Regions from separate parts of the Homo sapiens genome. Here region 2 is linked to region 1. A link is an interaction called in ENCODE POLR2A ChIA-PET data of the cell type or tissue named here. Cell type or tissue: PC-9. All regions are shown on one strand. Links, peaks and the distances in the headings refer to the core of each region. The heading gives the core; the rest is flanking DNA. Region 1 overlaps ERGIC1 (endoplasmic reticulum-golgi intermediate compartment 1). Region 2 overlaps ERGIC1 (endoplasmic reticulum-golgi intermediate compartment 1).

Region 1 (4,000 bases), core at 1-4,000:
GGCATTGGACGAGGGATTCAGGGTCTCTGTGCCTCAGTTTCCTTGGCTGTGAAATAGTCTAAGAATAGTACCTACTGCCTAGGGTTGAGCTGGGGATTCACTGGGGTGGTAGGCATGGAGCACTGTAACCCACCTGGCCCAGGGAAGGTGCTGTGTAAGTACTGTGTATTTTGTTGTGGTTAGTATATTATGATGTGGCAGACAGTTATGAAGTACAGACATAACAGGTGACATTCATTATCCTCCTGCTACCGCCATTCTCAACCAGGGGCAATTTTGACATCTGGGGACATTTGGCAATGTTTGGAGACATTGTGGTTGTCACAGCGTGGCGGGGGGGGGTATGATTGGCATCTCCTGGGTAGAGGCCAGGGATGCTAAATCCTTCTGCAAAGGACAGCCCCTGTGGCAAAAAATTCTCTGGCCCCAAATGTCAATGGTGCCATTAGAAACCTTGCCCTGGCCAGGCACAGTGGCTCATGCTTGTAATCCCAGCACTTTGGGAGGCCGAGGCGGGTGGAGCACGAGGTCAGGAGATCAAGACCATCCTGGCTAACACGGTGAAACACCCCCACCCTGTCTCTACTAAAAATACAAAAAATTAGCCAGGCGCGGTGGCAGGCAGCTGTAGTCCCAGCTACTCGGGAGGCTGAGGCAGGAGAATGCCGTGAACCCGGGAGGCGGAGCTTGCAGTGAGCTGAGATCACGCCACTGCACTCCAGCCTGGAAGACAGAAAAAAAAGAAAAAGAAAAAGAAACCTTGCTCTAATAGAAGCTTTCTGGTAGCACCAAAGGCCTCTCTGTCCTTTGTAGCACTTGCCTTGGCTATAATTTTGCATTTATTGGTATGATTATTTGCTTACTACCCATCAAGTCCCAGGATGCCATTTCTTGGCTGTGTGACCTTGGGCCCCTGGGACTGCCTTTCAGAACCTCCATTTCCTTCATCTGCAAATGGGATTGTAAATATGTGATAAATTCAGAGTTGAGGTTAAGACCACAGGCTCCAGAGTTAAGACGTACCTGTGTTCAAGTTGCATCTCTGCTAGTGGTGAACTTAGGCAAGTCACCTGATGAACCTCAGTTTCCTCCGCTGTGAAATGGGTCTAATAATTCCCTTCCTCATTCAGAGGGTGAATATGGGAATTAAAGGAGCTCATAATGGTGAAAATTATTTTATTATTATTAAATCCACCATCCAACAACTGGTTTTCTTTGAGCCCTAAGTATGTTCCGGACTTGGTGACTATGTAGTGGGTATTATGGGCTTAACGGGCAATGTCTGCCTTGCAGAGCCCATCATCTCATGATGTGGGAGGGGTCTGGCCTGGTTCATCCTCCAGCACTGACTTCTGACACTCCCACCCCACCCCTGCCCTCTTGCAGATCTGTGCCATCATTGGCGGGACCTTCACCGTCGCCGGCATCCTGGACTCATGCATCTTCACAGCCTCTGAGGCCTGGAAGAAGATCCAGCTGGGCAAGATGCATTGACGCCACACCCAGCCTAATGGCCGAGGACCCTGGGCATCGCCAGCCTTGCCTCCAGTGCCCTGTCTCCTTTGGCCCTCAATCTGGTCCCAAATCTGGCTGTGTCCCAAAGGGTGTGTGGGAAGTGGGGGGAAAGTAGAGGATGGCTCGATGTTTTGCAGCTACCTCTTTTCCCCGTGTTTCTTTTTAGACAAATTACACTGCCTGAAGTTGCAGTTCCCCTTTCCCTGGGGAGCCCCAAGAACAGAGTCAGGCAAGGGGTGGGGAGTCCAGGGATCTTGGGGACCCCTCCTAGGAGAGCTGCAGTCTCTTCCCTCAGGGGAACATCCCAGAATGCATATCGATCAGCTCTCAGCCAGGCTTCGACAATCTCGCAGCCCCCACTAGGTGGACACATTAATGATTTGGTTTCTCCCCTGGGCAGCCAACCTGCCCCAGAGGCACCAGACCTGGGCTTTCAGCTTTGGGACCAGGCTGCCCAAAGGTACTCCTTTATACACCCGGCACCTTCCACGAAAGATGGTACTTCCCAAGCAAGCCCCTATGATTTGTCACTATAGATGGAACCCTGACTTCTGCCCCATCCCTTCCTGCCCAACCTAGAACCCAGGCCTCAAGTCTTTACCCCACCCCTTTCTTGTTCTTCCAAGAAGCAGATGCCCAGTTGCTCAGCAGCAGCGGTAGAGACTTGAATCTGCCCACCAGTCACAAGGCGGGTCACAGATTCCTCTTCCTCTCTTCTCCTCGTTCCTCTGAACCCTCCACCAATGTGCCTCAGCCTGTGTGCTGTGTGGCAACAGCATTCTGGTTCCCACTGCCAAGATCTCCCACCACTCTGCTGGGATCTGCAGTGGCAGGGAGTGGGGGTTGTGTAAAGGGGAAGTCATCTTTTGAGATCCAGATAGACATGGTTTGTGCACTTACGTCCAGATGGGAAGCATCCTTCCTGCAACCCTAAAATAATCATGCAGCCTCTCAGACGGACGCCATCGGTCCCAAGGCCTTAGGTGGAGGAAGCAAAGCAGGCCAGGCCTGTCCTGTCCGTGGACCTCTACCTTCTGGACTCCCTACGGGTGCAGAGCACTTGGGTTTCTCTACAGCCATCGTGGCCCACTTGACACTGTGCTCCTCCATCAGCTGGTCACATGCCAACACGTTCCCAGCCCCTGAGGCAGCTCCAGGGTGCCCCACCTGCTCCTGAGGTGGGTCCCTACCCTGCTGCTCCTCTTCATCCTTTCCCTTTTGTCCTGAAAGGGAGGAGCAATGGTCCAGGCATTAATTCCACCCAGGGAATTTTAGCTATGCCCTCATGTCCCAGGGAGAGAGCCACACGCCTGTTTTCCATTTATAGCAAGATTGTTTGCATACTTTTGTAATGAAGGGGAGTGTCCAGTGGAAGGATTTTTAAAATTATCTTATGGATAGCTCAAGTCTCTGCCATTTGTAATTTTTGGCTCTAAGCTCCGATTGGAGACGCTTCTCCTTGTGCATGTGAGTTGACTGATGTTGTGAGTGTAAATGCATTTGGTTATTTCTGGTATCGGTGGCCACTTGGATGGATTTTTTTACATTCTGTTCCCCAGTTACAGGAAGGAGTCCCTTTGGTGTGTGAATATGTGTGCCTGTAGAGGGTGGGGCAGGGTGGGGTGGGGATGGAAATGTGTGGCATGCACATGAGTTGAAATTCTTTTATGCATTTTTTTGAAGAAAAAAAAAAAAACAACTCTGAGGACATAGGGGATGTCAGTTTCCTATGGAAGAGACACCTCTGACCCGTTATTCTTATAATCAAAATCTGAAGGGAAAAAAATGTTTTAGTTCTTTCCCCACTCGTTGGGTTCAACTAGATTAAAAGGCTGATTTTCAGAAATATTATGGTGTGATTCTTTCTACCTTGACTGGGGCTGGGTGACCCAAAGGCTGGAATCACAGCCAGAATGGAATTCACTTCTAGAGGAGAGAAGGTAGAAGAGTTGAAAAGGAGATCTGTGAGGATGATCAGAAAGTCAAACCCCGGCCAGGCACGGTGGCTCACGCCTGTAATCCCAGCACTTTGGGAGGCCGAGGTGGGCCAATCAGGAGGTCAGGAGATCGAGACCATCCTGGCTAACATGGAGAAACCCCGTCTCTACTAAAAATACAAAAAATGAGCCAGGTGTGGTGGCGGGCGCCTGTAGTCCCAGCTACTCCAGAGGCTGAGGCAGGAGAATGGCATGAACCCAGAAGGCAGAGCTTGCAGTGAGCCGAGATCGTGCCACTGCACTCCAGCCTGGGCGACAGAGCGAGACTCCATCTCAAAAAAAAAAAAAAGTGAAACCCCCTTTGGCCAGGTGCAGTGGCTCACACCTGTATTCCCAACACTTTTGGGAGGCAGAGGCGGGTGGATCACCTGAGGTCAGGAGTTCAAAACCAGCCTGGCCAACATGGTGAAACCCCATCTCTACTAAAAATACAAAAAATAGCTGGGCGTGGTGGCAGGCACCTGTAATCCCAGCTACTCAGGAGGCTA
Region 2 (15,876 bases), core at 5,727-9,726, 52 kb before region 1:
GGGATTCCAGGCATGAGCCACTGCACCTGGCCTATTTAGGCTTTGATATACCTATATCACTGTTTGAAACACAAAAGGGAGCATACTCTGCACACTGTTCTTCCCCTGCCTTTCTTCTGCTGATACATCCTGGGCACCTTTCCTGCCAGCGGATAAACAGCCACCACATTCTTCTTTCCAGCTGTGTCACATTCTGTTATCTGGCTGACCTACGGGGCCTGTGGCCAGCCCCTGAGGGTAGACATTCCCCATTCTGGTTTGTTGGAGATCCTTGTCCATATCTTTTTGTATCCTTGTACAGTTATTTCTGTAAGGTAACTTCCCTAGAAGAGGAATTACTGGGTTAAAGAGTATGTTTTTTTTTTTTTTTTTTTTTTTTGAAACTTACAAGGTCCTGCCAAAGGGCCCTCCAGGGACATGGTCTGATAGACAGTTTCAGCCACAGCACAGGAGACAGCAAATTTCCTTACACAAGAGGAAAGGCGTGAGGCATAGGAAGCCAGCCCTTAGCTACCATTTAGTGAATAAATATTTATTAACCAGGTCCTTGGGCCAGGCGCCATGCCAAGCCCTGGGACTGTGCTGATGAACGGGGCTTCCATCTTTGTCCTTGAGGAGCACACGACTGGGCAGGGCGGGCTGACTTGGACACACACCATTTCATTACTTTGTGATGGGTGCTATTAATAACTGAAGGAAAGATCAGGGCATTGGAGACTTACAGCTCAGGGTTTAAATGTTGCCTCCTCCACTTACGTGACTGTGTGACCTTGGACAAATTCCTTGACCTCTCGGAGCCTTGGGTCTCAGGTCCAGTGCCCCCTTTGGCTGGCCGTACCAGGTTTCCTACCATCAAGCCTTCTCCTGGGGTCACATTCCTACTGTCCGATGCCTGAGTCAGTTTCAGAAGAAGTCTGGAGTTAGAGAGCCTTAGAGTCTTGCCCAAACATGGACTGAAAAACCTTCATCAAGCCTTCAGTATCAGAAGGCCTTTCTGGTTGAAATAGTTTTTACCTCCTGTTGTGTTTTTTATTCATTCATTCAATAAATATTTATTTTATACCTTCTCTGAGCCAGGCACTGTGCTAGTCTCTGAGGCCACAGTGGCATTGTGACCTGGTCTCTGTCCTCCTCCTCTATCTGGGGTAAGGGTAACACACGCCATGAATGCGTGTGATCGGGACCTTTGGACCACTTGAGTCTCTGCCGAGTAGACTTGGCACTTATTGTGTCCACCTGCTGGGCTGACCAGGCTTAGTCCGAGCCTTGAAAAAGCACACAGATTTCAGGAGGCCTTTCCATCCCATCCCCCCAGCTCTGGTGCTCTGGTGTGGATAGAATTAGAACCCTGGGACACACGTCTACAAGCATGAACACGGAAAGTAGCTAGGAGACCTGAACCCATCCAAGTTAGCACTGACCTTCATGAACACATCCTGTTTTGTTTCGTTTTTTTTGAGACAGAATTTCACTCTTGTTGCCCAGCCTGAAGTGCAATGGTGTGATCTCGGCTCACTACAACCTCCGCCTCTCGGATTCAAGTGGTTCTCCTGTCTCAGCCTCCCAAGTGGTTGGGATTACAGGCGCCTGCCACCGCACCTGGCTAATTTTTGTATTTTTAGTAGAGATGGGTTTTCACCGTGTTGGCCAGGCTGTTCTCAAACTCCTGACCTCAAGTGATCCGTCTGCCTCGGCCTCCCAAAGTGCTGGGATTATAGGCATGAGCCACCATGCCCGGCAACACTCCCTATTTTGTGCCTGTTCATCATTACAGCATCCAATGGGTTGTCGGGGCTTGGGGGAGGAGGGTGTAAAAGATTCTGAAATGTGGGTCCTATATGATCCTGGTCAGAAAGTTGCAAGCTTCCAAAGCAAGGATGTTTTGCCTGCTCAGTTTTCCAAGAGGTTTAATAGCCTCAGTTTGCGGGTGAGAAAGGGAAGAACAGGAGCCAGGAAATTTGGATTGATAGCTGATCTCTTCCAGTGGATTTGTTCAGCAGCTGGAGAAAACAATTTGAAATTTATCTCTCTGCCGTTCGAAAATGAAGGAAAACACGGCCACTCAGTAAACTGATGTGGAACCTGTTTCGACATAGATTGCTGAGTGAGCAAAGCACGGTGGAAAAGAGTGTGCCCATTACGCTGCTGTTCACTTAGGGGGATATATATATATATATATATATATATATATATATATATGTGTGTGTGTGTGTGTGTGTGTGTGTGTGTATATATATATATATATATTTAAATGTCCATGGATGGACACATGAAACTGTAACAGGGAATCGGGGGCTGCAGATCAGGAGAGACAGACTCACTTTTTTTATACAGCTGGATTTTTTTTTTTTTATAATACGCATTGTTAACTATTTTTTTCTTTAAAAAATTTTTTTTTCTCACTGTCTTATGGTGCTGATGATACTTTTTTTTTTTTTTTTTTTTTTTTAAGTAAAACCTTTGAATGCTTCCCCGGTACAACTTTTTCTTTTTTTTTTTTTTTTTTGAGACGGAGTCTTGCTCTTTTACCCAGGCTGGAGTGCAGTGGCACGATCTCGGCTCACTGCAACCTCTGCCTCCTGGGTTCAAGTGATTCTCCTGCCTCAGCCTCTGGAGTAGCTGGGACTACAGGCGCCTGCCACAACACCTGGCTAATTTTTGTATTTTTAGTAGGGACGGGGTTTCACCGTGTTGGTCAGGCTGGTCTCGAACTCTTGACTTCGTGATCCGCCCGCCTCGGCCTCCCAAAGTGCTGGGGTTACAGGCATGAGCCACCGCGCCTGGCCAACTTTTTCAAAGTTTGGGAGAAATTGGGAGTAATTCTAGTATCCCCCATGTCTCAGGGTGGTTGGAGAGACTCAGTGAGCAGTCTGGGGACATCCTGCCCTTCACTCGGAGCCTAAGTTCTTGAGGTTCCTTTTCTCAGGGCTTTGCCTCTAAAACATATGGCTTCCAGTCCTGCCTCTCCTGCCACCACACAGTGAAGCCATGGGCCAGCCTCCTTGTCTCACTGTGCCTCCATTTCCACACCCTTAACATGGGCACCGCCCCCCTCAAGGTGGTGGGAGTGTGAAGTGACAGGACATCTGTTAATGCAGTCACAACAGGGCACATAGTAAGTGCCCAGCAAACACTCTCTTTCTTCTCCCTTCCCTCGGAATGCATCTTTGGCTGTTTGTTTTGAAGACAGATAGATGGCTATTTGCTTTGAAGATAGATCAATCAATCGATCAATGTTTGGCTGTTTGTTTTAGATAGGTAGATAGGCAGATCGATATATGTAAATAGATACAGACTAAGAAAAATAATAGAGATAACTGGCTGTCACATCCGTGACGCTGGCTCTGCCAGTCCAGGTGCAGGCTGCGGAGAATGCAGCAGAATCAGCAAGAGGGATTGGGAAGTCTTCTTTGCAGGAAACTAAGGGTCAATCAATGTGTTGAATCACTTTCCCCAGATCACCAAACCCTTCCCACATCTCTCTGATGTAAGTCCTACTCATGAGCTGATGCTCAGGTAATTATTACCTGCCGGGCTCTGTTTCAAGCTCAATCCTTGTGTTGCTGAGATCCTCAGAGAAGCCCTATAAGGCAGGTACTACCATTGCTGCCATTTACAGGTGAGGAAGTGGAGGCACAAAGAGGTTAAGTAACTCACTTAGGGCCATGCAGCAGGTGAGCAGTGGGGCCCCAGCGCAGTCCTTAGTGAGCTCTTGCCCACTAAGTGCCTCTGGGATAAACTCAGGTGTGGCGTATTCAGCCCTCATTTTGTATCCTGGGAGCTGACTCTCTGCCGTACACAATACCTGTTAGGCCCCAGCCCCAGGCCAGGCACTGGAACTCCAGAGTATTTGTCTTTCTGGATATCAGTCTAGTGGGAGAAACGGCCACAGATAACCGATAAAATGTGGGACATGTTCAAGCAGAGGCTGGGAACACAGACAAAAGAGTGACCAGCTCCACCTCTGGGAGTAGGGGAAGCTTCCCATCAAAAGGGACATGTGAGTCGGGCCTGGGAGGATGAGTAGGAGTTCAGCAAGCAGAGAGGATAACCATGGAGGAGGAGGGATGATGAGTCCAGGCAAAGGAACAGAAATGAAAGGCATATTTAGGGAATAGCATGCAGCTCTCTGTGGGTGGGTGGTTAGACATTGTGGGGAGTGTCAGGAGATGGGGCTGGTGAGTGGAGTTGAGGGCCGGACTCTGGGGCACTTGTTATGTCCTGCCCCCAAGGAGTGACTCCAAGGTCCACAAACCCCAGTGTCTTTAGGTGCCAGGCAGATGAGAGAAAGACAACAGACATGGCCGACCCCAGAACTCTGTTCTACACTCTGCATTTTAAACATATTGGACCGGCCGGGTGTAGTGGCTCACACCTGTAATCCCAGCACTTTGGGAGGCTGAGGCGGGCGGTTCACTTGAGATCAGGAGTTCAAGACCAGCCCGGCCAACATGGTGAAACCCCGTCTCTACTAAAAATAAAAAAATTAGCTGGGTGTCGTAGCAGGCACCTGTAATCCCAGCTACTTGGGAGGCTGAGGCAGAAGAATCGTTTGAACCCAGGAGGTGGAAGTTGCAGTGAGCCGAGATTGCGCCACTGCACTCCAGCCTGGGCAACAGAGTCTCAAAAGTAAAGAAATAATAAGCATATTGGACCATTCTTCACTTCCATAAAGAATTATTTCTTCTCTTGAAGCACCGCTGTCTATAGCCCCTTCTAAGGACAGGGGCACCGTGTGGATGGCACCACAGAGGGTGGTGAGAAACAGCCACAGACTCTGCCTCAGCCTCAGAACCAGAGAGGCAGAAGGGAGTGGTGGGGCCTGTGGCAAACTCATGGGCTCCGACCCTCCGTGGGAACAAGGGTGAGATGTTCTGGAGAAGCCAGAATGCTGGCCTTTTATGTGAAATCTGCTGACTGTTCAAGGTGGACTCCAGATTGTGAAATATGTTGTCACTCGAGCCAAACAGAACACATTTGTGGGCCACCGGTTTGCAGCCTCTACTTTTGGCTGGCCTTTGCATTAAAGAGCTCTCCTGGAAGGAAGCGGGGCCAGCCCCAGGAGGATTGCTCATGTCGGCAGGTTGATCCACACCTGGAGGCCAGACCAGTACCCCAAAGGCAGGGGGTGGGGCTGCTTCATATTGAGGCTCGAGTCAGAAGGGGCTCTGGAGGGTCTGTGGGCACAGCCCCACACCCTTGTCCTGGGGCCTCTTTCCTCTTCCCTCTAGGCTGGTCTCCCTTCGTCAGTGCCCACCACCCTTAACAGTTTGCATTTCTGTTGTTTCTTCCAGTCTCCATCTGCTGCTGCCTCTTCATCCTCTTCCTCTTCCTCTCGGAGCTCACCGGATTTATAACGACAGAAGTGTAAGTCATACTTTCCCGATGGGGCATTCCAGGATGTTCTGGGACCCCAGACAAGAAGAGGGAGGGGTCTTTGGCCAGGTTTGGTGGCTAACACCTGTAATCCCAACACTTTGGGAGGCCGAGGCGGGCGGATCACCTGAGGTCAGGAGTTGGAGACCAGCCTGGCCAACATGCTGATACCCTGTCTACACTAAAAATACAAAAATTAGCTGGGCGTGGTGGCGGGCACCTATAATCCCAGCTACTGGGGAGGCTGAGGCAGGAGAATTGCTTGACCCTGGGAGGCAGAGGTTGCAGTGAACCAAGAGTGCGCCACTGCACTCCAGCCTGAATGACAAAGCAAGACCCTGTTTCAAAAAAAAAAAAAAAAGAGAGAGAGAGGAGTCTTAAAAAGGAGAGCAAGTTCCAAACCTTCCAACTTCTGTCTCCAGGCCTGTGGCATCGGTTGCTCTTCTGTTTCTTAAAAGGACTTTAAAGTGAGAGCAAAAGTGAATATTGCCTTGTTAAAGCTGAAGGGAACATTTTGGTTCCATTCCGTGGGGGTTCTCCTGGGCTCAAAGATGAACAGAAATAATTTGCACATCTCTGCCATCCCTTTGTTTGGCCAGTGGGCTTTTTTTCCCTCTGAATCATCACAGGGTCATTTGATGTGAGAGCCGAAGAGTTCAGTGAAACTAATGGGTACAGCTTCCTACCGGAGGGGGCGAGGTTGCTGACATCAGCGCCCGGCCCCCTGGACTAACCCCCTTCCCATTTCTCAGGCCCACACTTGGTGAGGAATCGGTGCAGGCTTCCTGGCAGTGGCTGACGCAGAGTTAAACCATTCCTGATTCCTAGAATTATCTGTTGTCTGGATAACCTAGTAAACGCTCTGGGGTGTGTGTAACAGAATGCCATTAGGATTATGCAGTCACGACCTCATCGGACGCCCCTCTGTGATGGAATTAGACCCAGGAGCTTCCTGCCTTTGGCACTGGCTTGAGGCTTCAAAGCCTCTTCATTTCTGTGTTTACAGCCCGGAAAGTCATCACGGAGCTCGGCCCTGGCCACCCACTCTCCTGCTCAACACTGGAATTTTCTTTTTCACTAATGGGATTTCTTGGTTTCCTTTGCCTCCACTCAGCCACAAGACAATAGGAAACTAAATACATAGCTGCTTAGCCCAAGAAGACTCTCATTATACAAGCATTACCACCTTTAGTTCTCAAACAGCCTCAGGAGGGAGCTGCCCCCTCTTTACAAAGAGGAAATTGAGGCCCAGGGAGGTGGAGGGACCTGCCCACAGCCATACAGTTAGGAGCTGGCTCCCAGCCCTGCCTATCTCCCTAGCCCACATGTGTTTGACCAGCACACTGAAAGGCCTATGAGACAGGAGGGCTGGTCTCACCTTGTTTCTGGGTATACCTTTCAGCCCTCCCCTGGCATGGGAGAGTTTGCCTTTCCTGGTCACTCTGATCCTGTTTTAACCCTGATGGCGCCAAAGCCCAGGGGACCTTTTACAGTGGTGGGAAGAGTACAAGATAAGGCATTGGGAGACCCAGGGCCAGGTCTCTGCTTAATTACTACTTTGCTGTGTGACCCTATGCAAGTTGCCGAACCCCTCTGGGTCTCAGTATTGGTAGCCAAATGAAGGAGAGTAGACCAGAGTCAGAGCTCCCTTCCAGCTCTGGGAGAGGTTGGTCTGCTTCCCAAGACATGACCCTGTGGCCATGCAGGGTTCGAAGAAGGGGTTTTATTCCCCCCAGGCCTCTAATGGGAGATGGCCATGTCCAAGTCAAGCATCTTCCCCTCTGTACAACTCAGTCACTGGACATCTTAGGATCACCCTATCATGAATCAGAGCTCGAAGCAGGGAGAGCGGCAAGAGGTTGAGACTTGCTAATGTTATGAGGTACCTGTTGTATGCCAGGCACCCACTGGCCTCTGCAGGCTGTACCCCACCCTCTAGGAGGGGACCTGCTTGGCTTGGCAGGCCTGTCATGTTCTGAGCAAGGTGACAGAGGCACACATGTGTCATCTGCTGAGACCAGGCACCAGGCAGGTGGCTTTATGTGCTGTGGGCAGGACACCAGCAGGTGCAAAGGGCCTCAGGCAGGGATGACCTGGTGTATGTGAAGGCAGGAAGAAGGCCAATCAGCCAGGTCAAAGTGAGCAAGCGGAGAGGGTAGGAGGTAGAGCAGGCAGGACGGAGAGGGGCCAGGCCTTCTGAGCTGCCAGGTAGAATTGGGAGTTACTTCTTTTTTTTTTTTTTTTTTTTTTTGGAGACGGAGTCTCGCTCTGTCGTCCAGGCTGTAGTGCAGTGGCGTGATCTCGGCTCACTGCAAGCTCCGCCTCCCGAGTTCAAGAGATTCTTGTGCTTTGCCTCCTGAGTAACTGGAATTACAGGCAAGCACCACCATGTCCAGCTAATTTTTGTATTTTTAGTAGAGACAGCCTTTCACCATTTTGGTGAGGCTGGTCTCGAACTCCTGACCTCAAATGATCCACCCGCCTCAGCCTGTAATCCCAGGCTGGGATTACAGGCGTGAGCCACTGCGCCTAGCCTGGGACTCACTTCTTGATGATGAGCTCGTGGAGCCCAGGGCTGGACCTGCACACTCACTGCTCTGTGGCTCCACACATGGAGGAGCTGAAAACGCCAGTGGTAGACACAGTCAACAAGCAAACAAAACTAGACTGTATCGATCAGGGGCAAGTACTCCAAAGACAAGAACTAAAGCAGGGCAGGAGGTAGAAAATGAGATGGCTGCAGGTACATGATATTTTATGAGGATCAAACAAGATTATTTAGCTGAAAGCTAACTTAATATAGTGCGGCTATACTTTAATATCATAAGGTCCATATCTCTTCGTGCATTTATTCATTTCCTACATAGTCTGCATCTAACTCTAAAAAGGTTTTAAGGCCGCTCCGCACCAGGCATATAAGTACTCAGGGAATGTGAATTCCTTGTCCCCTCTTCCGCTTTGAGTTAAGAAGATGCCTCTCTTGCCTGCTGCTGACAGCGTGTGGGGTGGCATTCCCAGCTCATCCCACATGAGGTGGGGCACTGAGGCAATGGGCTGCCAACAAGTGAGTTTTGACGTCACAGCTTGAGGCTCGAGCAGGTGGGGCCCCACCCGCAGAATGCCCGGGAGCATTGGGGAAGGGCCCTTCCAGCAAGCCCAGACAACTCATGCAGCTTCCCAAGGGCAGGGCTGCTTCTTTCTGAAGAGCACAGTGTGTTCCCACTGCTCCCCATTCCCCCGTGCCAGGACTTCCTCTCCCTCTCTCCCAGCGGCATCCCGGACGCTCTGATCCCACCGAGTCCCTGGAGAGGTACAAAGCTTAGGGATGAGGGGAGGAAGGGGGCCAGGTGCAGTGGCTCACACCTGTAATCCCAGCACTTTGAAAAGCCAAGGCCAGAGGATCACTTAGCCCAGGAGTTCGAGACCAGCCTGGACAACACAGTGAGATCCTGTCTCTGCAAAAAAATTTTAAAAACATTAGTTAGCCGTGGACACACACACCTGTAGTCCCAGCTACTTGGGAGGCTGAGGTGGGAGGATCACTTGAGCTCAAGAGATCCAGGCTGCAGTGAGCCATGATTGCACCACGGCACTCCAGCCTGGGAGACAGAGCGAGACCCTATCTCAAAAAAAAAAAACAAAAAAAAACATGAGGACATTTTTTGAGCATTTGCCTTGAGTCCAACCCTGTGCTAAGTCAGCGGCTGGAGAGAGGGAGGGAGGCAGAGATGAATAGAGAGATCTGTCCGGAGCTGAGGCCAGATGCTCCAGCTATGAAGATGCAGTGACCCTAATGTCCCCTTCCCTCCTTACTAAGGTATAGGAGTTGCCCGAAGGGCCTCCGCAGGATGAGCCCTAAGACTTACAGAGCAATCGAGAGGAGAAAGCATCACATCTTTGGGGTCTTCCAGTTGTCAGAAGCTTGTGGCCCCCAGGAAGCCCTACAGGTTTGGGAACAACTGAAGGTCACAGTTCTCGTCTTCTGGGTGGCTGGCCCTCTGTGGCAGGTTTGTGGCCACAGTGGGGTCAGTGCCCCCTCCCGCCACCATGAGATTGTAACTTAAGGAAATGAGGTCACCGTTGGTTGGATCAACATGGCTCCAGCCCCAGCCTGTGGTTATCAGTGACATAAGACGCTTATTCTGGCCTGGGCCTGGTGGGGGGTGAGGGGGAGGCACATTTGTTTGGGTGGTTGGGCTCCAACCTGGCTTTGGACAGGCCGTTAATTATCCTTGGGAAAGAGGCCCCACAGAGTGTTCTGAAACTCCGTGTTTTCAGGGAGCAGGCCCCTCCTCAGGCAACCTGGCCACAGAATGTTCCAGCCTCTGACTGCCCAGTCTCTGACTGCTCTGAATAATTATTAACCTCATGAGGATTTATACTAATAAAATATAGTAACTGGAACTCTCCACTGATAGTTTATAATGTAATATAACTCATGGTACCTTCCATACTATAACTCATGGATTTATAGTGTGCATGCCAACACCTAGGTCAGCACTTTATTTTTATTTTTATTTTTTGTTTGTTTGTTTTTTGAAACAGGGCCTCATTCTGTTGCCCGGGCTGGAGGGCAGTGGCTCAATTATGGCTTAATGTAGCCTCGACCTCCAGGGCGATCCTTCTGCCTCAGCCTCCCGAGTGGCTGGGACTACAGGCATGAGCCACCATGCCTGGCTAATTTTTTAATTCTTTGTAGAGACAGGGGTCTCCCTGTATGTTACCCAGGCTGGTCTCAAACTTCTGGGCTCAAGCAATTCTCCCACCTTGGCCTCCCAAAGTGCTGGGATTATAGGCATGCAGGCTGCCCCCGGCAGGTCAGCACTTCATGATGGTCATCTCATTGGTCATCGCAGAACCCCTTGAGGCAACTACTACTGTTCACCCCATGTTACAGCTGGGGAAACTGAGGCACCAGGCGGCCAAAACCACATGAAGCACTAAGTGGTGTAACTGGAGTCAAACACGGGTCTGTGATGCTGAAGCCCAGGCTCAGCACCTCCCCTCTGTTGTACCCCACTTCCCTGGCCCCAGCATTTCAGGGCCCCAGGCTCATGGGAGCCACTGCTTTTTGATCAGAATAGTTGACTGGAGGACTTGGATGCACCCTTCTAGGGTGAGGTGGCCAAACAGGCAGATGGAAGCCTGGGAGGTGGGAGCTTGGAGGTCACCTGGAGGTCACGGTGTTCTCACAGGCTCCCCGTAGGAGGCCCGGAGTGGGGAGCAGTGGCTTAACCAGGAGGAGGAGCTGGAAGTCTCCAGGTTGCCTGCCTTGAGCCTGGGTTGTGAGCCAGGCTGGGTAGAGGGCCCCAGGCATCCCATTAAGGAGCATGAAGGACATTGCTCTTAGCAATAGGAGGCCTGAGGGCGTCTGAGTGTGGAGTGACGGGTTTATGTCTCAGACAGCTCACCCCTTGTGAAGATGGGTTTGGTGTGGGGCCACCCAGAGGCCAAAGCCCTGGTGGGAGCTGGGGGATGACCCAAGTCAGAGGGGCCGAGGGTGCTGGGACTTTGGCTTTGGAGCAGGGGTGGGCAGAACCCGGTGACTGGCTGTCGAGGGATGTATTTTAGACATCCACCTGGTTGGTAATAGATGCACATACTTTTACCTGGACGACTCAGGATTTGAAACTCAAGGCTCCGGAGCACGTGCTTGCAGAATCTCCATCCCTCCCTCCACCCCACCCCAAGCCCTTGCGGCAGGCCTCACCGCCGCCTAAGTTTCCATTCGATCAAATTTTGAAGCATAGAGGTCAGAGACTTCAGGCAGGAATCTGAACTATTTAAGTGCTCTTCAAAAAGCAAATAAAATTGTTTTGTATAGATGTCATCGAACTCATGCCTCAGACTAGAATTTCAAGGCCCTCCACCACATTCCATTTACACTCCCCCCACCCACACCTCCCCAGGCCCTTGCGTACCTCTCCCTACAAGGCCACTGTCCACCCACACCCCCACCCTCCCACGCACTCGCCTGACTCCCTGACGCCATCTGGCGTCCCCCACCTGGAATGTGCTCCCGACTGCTCCACCAGCGCGTGCCTTCCCTGCATCCTGGGAGTTCTGCTGAGGACTCCCTCCTCCACTCAGGCTCATTCCACTGAAGTTTGTGAGCACACGCTCTGTGCTGAGGCTCAGGGAGCCCTCGTCCTGGGGGTGTTGACGGGAGTGGGAGAGGCTTGTGGGACAGACGCAACTGGACCCCTAAGCACCCCTGTACCCTGCAGGCACCTGGGCCCTGGTGGGAGGGGACACACCTGAAGATTATGAAAAAGGACTAGGATGCCTGCATCACATGTCCACTGAGGGCCACCGGCCCCTCAGCTTTTCACCGATTCCCATCCCATCCAGGCAGTGCAATGCCTTGGAAAGAGCATGGGCTCTGGGCCCCCTGTCCCTGGGCTCAGATCCTGCCTCTGCCTCCTCTTGGTCCTATGATCTTGGCCAGCCAGCTGTGCTCCTCTGAGCCTGGTTTCATCGACGTGAAGGGAGAATAGTACCCTTATTAAACACTGGATCAACTCCTTGAGCATCGATATTAATAATAATGATAAAAACCATGGACATTTATTGAGCACTTACTGTTTACTAAGACCACACTTAGCATTGCTCTTGTTCTCATTTGATCTTCTCAGCAACCCCATAGCAACCCCTATGATTGTCCCCATTTTACATCTGGGGAAACTGATGGATGGGAAGCCCCTTGCCCAAGTCAATCAGCCAAGAGGTGGCAGAGCCAGGATTCGAACCCTGGTAGCCTAGGCTTTGAACCCTGGTAGCCTAGGCTTCGAACCCTGGTAGCCTAGGCTTCCCCTGCACTGCTGTATTTTCTTTACCAAGAAGGGTGTGGAATCGGCCCTCAAGAGAGAGATGAGTCTCACACATACACACACACACACACACACATTGACTCACACTAACATACACACACTCACTCACTCTCCTGCCCTGGGGCAGCCAACAGCTTGACCTGGCAGTCATCCAGCAGCCCTGTGAAGTAGACGGAATCTTTATCCTTATTTTCCTCTTTTTCTCTCCTTTCCTCTCTCCCTCCTTCCTTTCCTTTCTTATTTTCTTATTTTAGTGAGGTATGTGTAACTTACATACAGCAAAGCATACAAATATTAAGGTAGAGGCCTGATGAATTTTCACCTGTGTTTACACACGTAACCATCACTCTGATGAAGACATAATACATTCTGTCACCAAAGAAGGGTCCCTTGAGCCCCTCCCAGTCAGTAGCCCCCACCACTATTATTCTGACTTCCATTGCCATAGATTAATTTTGCTGATTTTCGAACCGATTGAAAGCTTTTCCAGTTTTACAGATGAGGAAACTGAGGCTCAGAGAGGTGAAGCAGTGTGTCCTAGGTCTCCCAGCTCCTAAGTGGCAGAGCCAGGAGGTGAGCCCACACCGGTCTGCCACTGCCCCCATAGGCCTTCCCACTGCCCACACTGGTGACAGGGGAGTCAGGCCCATGGAAGTCCTCAAACCACAATGAATCCACAAAAAACATTTCCTTTTCTTCCAGGTGGGTTGATTTCTGGCAGCCCGTTGGCCTTTTAAAATCAGTTCAGCCCTAGCCAATGAAGTTAGTTAGCCTTGGCAGGCCCCTGCCATGGGGTGGTTGTGGGTGAGCTCGTGGCGCTGGCTGGGGTGGCAGGAAGCCAGCAGCCCTGGAACATTTGCCTTGGACACGAAGGCGAAGGCGGCTTTATTGACCTCATCAGGCAGCCCAGGTGATTGAATTGTGTTTATCTCACAGCCTGGGGCCCTCCAGGAAGGAGCCTGGGAGCAGCCAGTTCTGGCCTTACATAACCAGCCTGGCCAGAGCGCCTCAGGCCGTCCCTGCCCAGCACCGCAGCCCCCTTGTTCTGGGTGGCCCTCTAGCCCTGCGGAGCCTGTTCTCTGCTTATTCTGGTTAGGAAGACAGGGACCCACGCCTGGGAGAGGCTTCTTGGGGCCTTGTGGGTGAGCTCACCTTGGCGCCACACCTGGGATTCACTTTGCTCTTGGCTGAGGTCACCTCCAGAGGGTTGCCAGTGGATGACATCATCCCACAATCCCTCAGTGCTGTGCGGAGGCCCAGCCTCGCCAGGTGGGAAAGGTGAGTTGCTTCAAGGAAGAGTCTCAGGCAGCTTCCTGGCTGGGAAGGGAAGCCCAGGCTCTCCTTAGTTGACTGTGTGTTAATCACCCAGCAATTTCATTACTCAACAGCTCTCCAGAGTTGCACATTACAGCTGGGGTAGAAATTGGGTGCTGAAGGCCAGGCAGAGCATTTGGCTGTAGGGAGGCCGATCCTCCTCGGGCCTGTTACCGGCGGGTCTTTGTTCTTAGACCTGGGGTTCTTGGCCTCACGGATTCCAAGGAATGGAACGTTGGGCCATGCGGTGAGTGTTACAGCTCTATTGGAAGCCGTGGGTCACGGAAGAGAACTGTGGAACCCAGCGACTAGTGTGCAGCTCATTTAGGACAAACCCGGGCACTTAGCCACGCAGGAACAATGGCCAGCCTCTAGTCCGATCAGGAGCGGCAATGGGAGCCTCGCTGAATAAGCACAGCGGACACCCTGCCGGATCCAGAGGGGTGGAAGTCAGCGGTGGGTCTGTGACGACTGCGATCAGCACCACGAGCTAAAGCTCAGCTCGAGCCGGAACACAGACCAGAAGAGTGTGTAGTTGCAAGACTTAATAGAGTGAAAACAGAACTCCCATACAAAGGAGGGACCAAAAGGGGGTTGCCCAATCCAGCTCGAATGCCTGGGTTTATATCCCCATCATTGTCCCTCCCCCTGTGCTCTCAGGCGATAGCTGATTTGACTGTTTCTTTACCTCCTGCTTTTAGCCTAATTGGTATTTCAGTGAGCTCCCTTTACTACCTGATTGGTCAGGTGTGAGCTGAGTTAGAAGCCCGGTGTTTAAAGGTGGGAGTGGTCACCTTCCCCAGCTAGGGTTAGGAATTCTTATTTGGCCTAGGAAATCCAGCTAGTCCTGTCTGTCATAACCTCCTGGGCTCCTGTTTGCCTCTCTCCCTCCAGCTCCTTTGCTCTTGGTGGCCTCTGATTGGGGCCAACACTACAAGCAAGGTCAAGCGCAGGTCCGTGTCTCCCCTCTCCCATCCTAAGGCTTCCCAGGACCAGGGCCCTCCTTCATTTTCTTCCTTGACCCTGATGCTGAGGAGAGGGCTGGGAGGCAGCCTGAGCTGTGGAAAGGCTGGGTTGAGATTCTAGCTCGGCCATTTCCTAGCATGTGACTCCGGGGATGGGACACACCCTCTCCGAGCCTGTTCCCTGGTTTTAAGATGGGGCTCAGGGCATTTCACAGGCGCACATGGGACAGCATGAATGCACGTAGTAGGCCTCCCCCAGCTTAACGAGTGGAGGCCCATCTGTTGCACTCTTGTCTCTGGGAATATCCTTGTGGGCCCCACAGAGAAGCCCCAGGTGTCTTTTCAGAGCCCACCGTTCCTTGTGAACAGCATCACACCGGGTGCTAGGGGCGCAAAGATGTGGTCTTAGTAAAAACGAAATTCCTTTGCCTTGGTCTGACTCATTCTTTCCCTAAGATGTGGCCATTTACAAAGCTCTCTTGGAGTCTTCATTGCTTAGATAGGGCAGTTCTCTTTTATTTATAGCCTAGGGACTGGACCCAAGGGGCCTAATAAATGTTTAAAATAACCACAGCCCAGCCACCTGAAGCACTGCCCCTTCAGCCGCCCCCTAGGCCAGGCCTTTAGATTTGGTTCCCTCTGGGTGGGGGGCATTATCGGGGAATCAGATGCGGCCATCAGACATCCAGCAGCTACTTGGGGATGCCTCAAGACACCTGGGCTCAGCACAGCTTCTGGCACTCAGCACCTCTCCCTCCTGCTGGTCCTGTTCCTCTTCCAAGGGCTCTCAGCCCAAAGAATGGGTCCAGGAAGAAACACAGCAGTGTGTCTGCATTCCCCCCTCACCTCACCCTCCTCCGCCCAGTCCCATCCATCAGCAAGTCCCGCCTGCTCTACGTGGGTTCCTACAGCCCTCCTCCTCTCCATTCCCATCCCACCCCATCCAAGGCGCCGCCATCCCCTGCCTGGTCTCCCTCTTGCACAGCAGCCCCTCCAGTGGGTCTTCCTTGCAGCAGCCAGAGGGAGCCCGTGTGAGTGCGAGCCTGACCCCGTGGCTGTGCTCATATCAAGCCTAAAGGCCTCGGCCAGGCACGGTGGCTCATGCCTGTAATCCCAGCACTTTGGGAGGCCGAGGCAGGCAGATCACCTGAGGTCAGGAGTTCAAGACCAGCCTGGCCAACCTGGTGAAACCCCACCTCTACTAAAAATACAAAAATTAGCCAGGCATGGTGGCGCATGCCAGTAGTCCCAGCTACTTGGGAGGCTGAGGGAGGAGAATCGCTTGAACCCGGGAGGCGGAGGTTGCAGTGAGCCGAGATCGCGCCACTGCACTCCAGCCTGAGGGACAGAGCAAGACTCTGTCAAAAAAAAAAAAAGTATAAAGGCCTCGT

The links. ChIA-PET counts read pairs that join two places held together with the same protein. Peaks named below come from ENCODE experiments on the same cell type or tissue, not always from the same donor. Only the 100,000 strongest peaks of a DNase experiment are listed, where the experiment ranks them.
Region 2: POLR2A ChIA-PET joins it to region 1 with 7 read pairs; 5 of 35 experiments call an interaction of 5 or more read pairs at or near these places.

The regions. Positions count from the first base shown.
Region 1 is chr5:172,949,323-172,953,322 of GRCh38, forward strand. It overlaps ERGIC1 (endoplasmic reticulum-golgi intermediate compartment 1), which reads left to right. Exons shown (of 10, transcript NM_001031711.3): 10 at 1,387-3,361. The coding sequence ends at 1,494. Among named protein-coding and RNA genes, the nearest start is that of RPL26L1-AS1, 8.0 kb to the right of the region's middle. In PC-9, for the core only: no CTCF peak of the experiment used is centred there; no DNase peak of the experiment used is centred there; H3K27ac peaks cover 852 bases.
Region 2 is chr5:172,891,708-172,907,583 of GRCh38, forward strand. ERGIC1 (endoplasmic reticulum-golgi intermediate compartment 1) reads left to right here. Exons shown (of 10, transcript NM_001031711.3): 3 at 5,295-5,367. Among named protein-coding and RNA genes, the nearest start is that of MIR10523, 15 kb to the right of the region's middle. RefSeq lists enhancers at 10,029-10,539, 12,439-13,396, 12,877-14,076 and a silencer at 12,899-13,193. In PC-9, for the core only: no CTCF peak of the experiment used is centred there; no DNase peak of the experiment used is centred there; H3K27ac peaks cover 1,041 bases.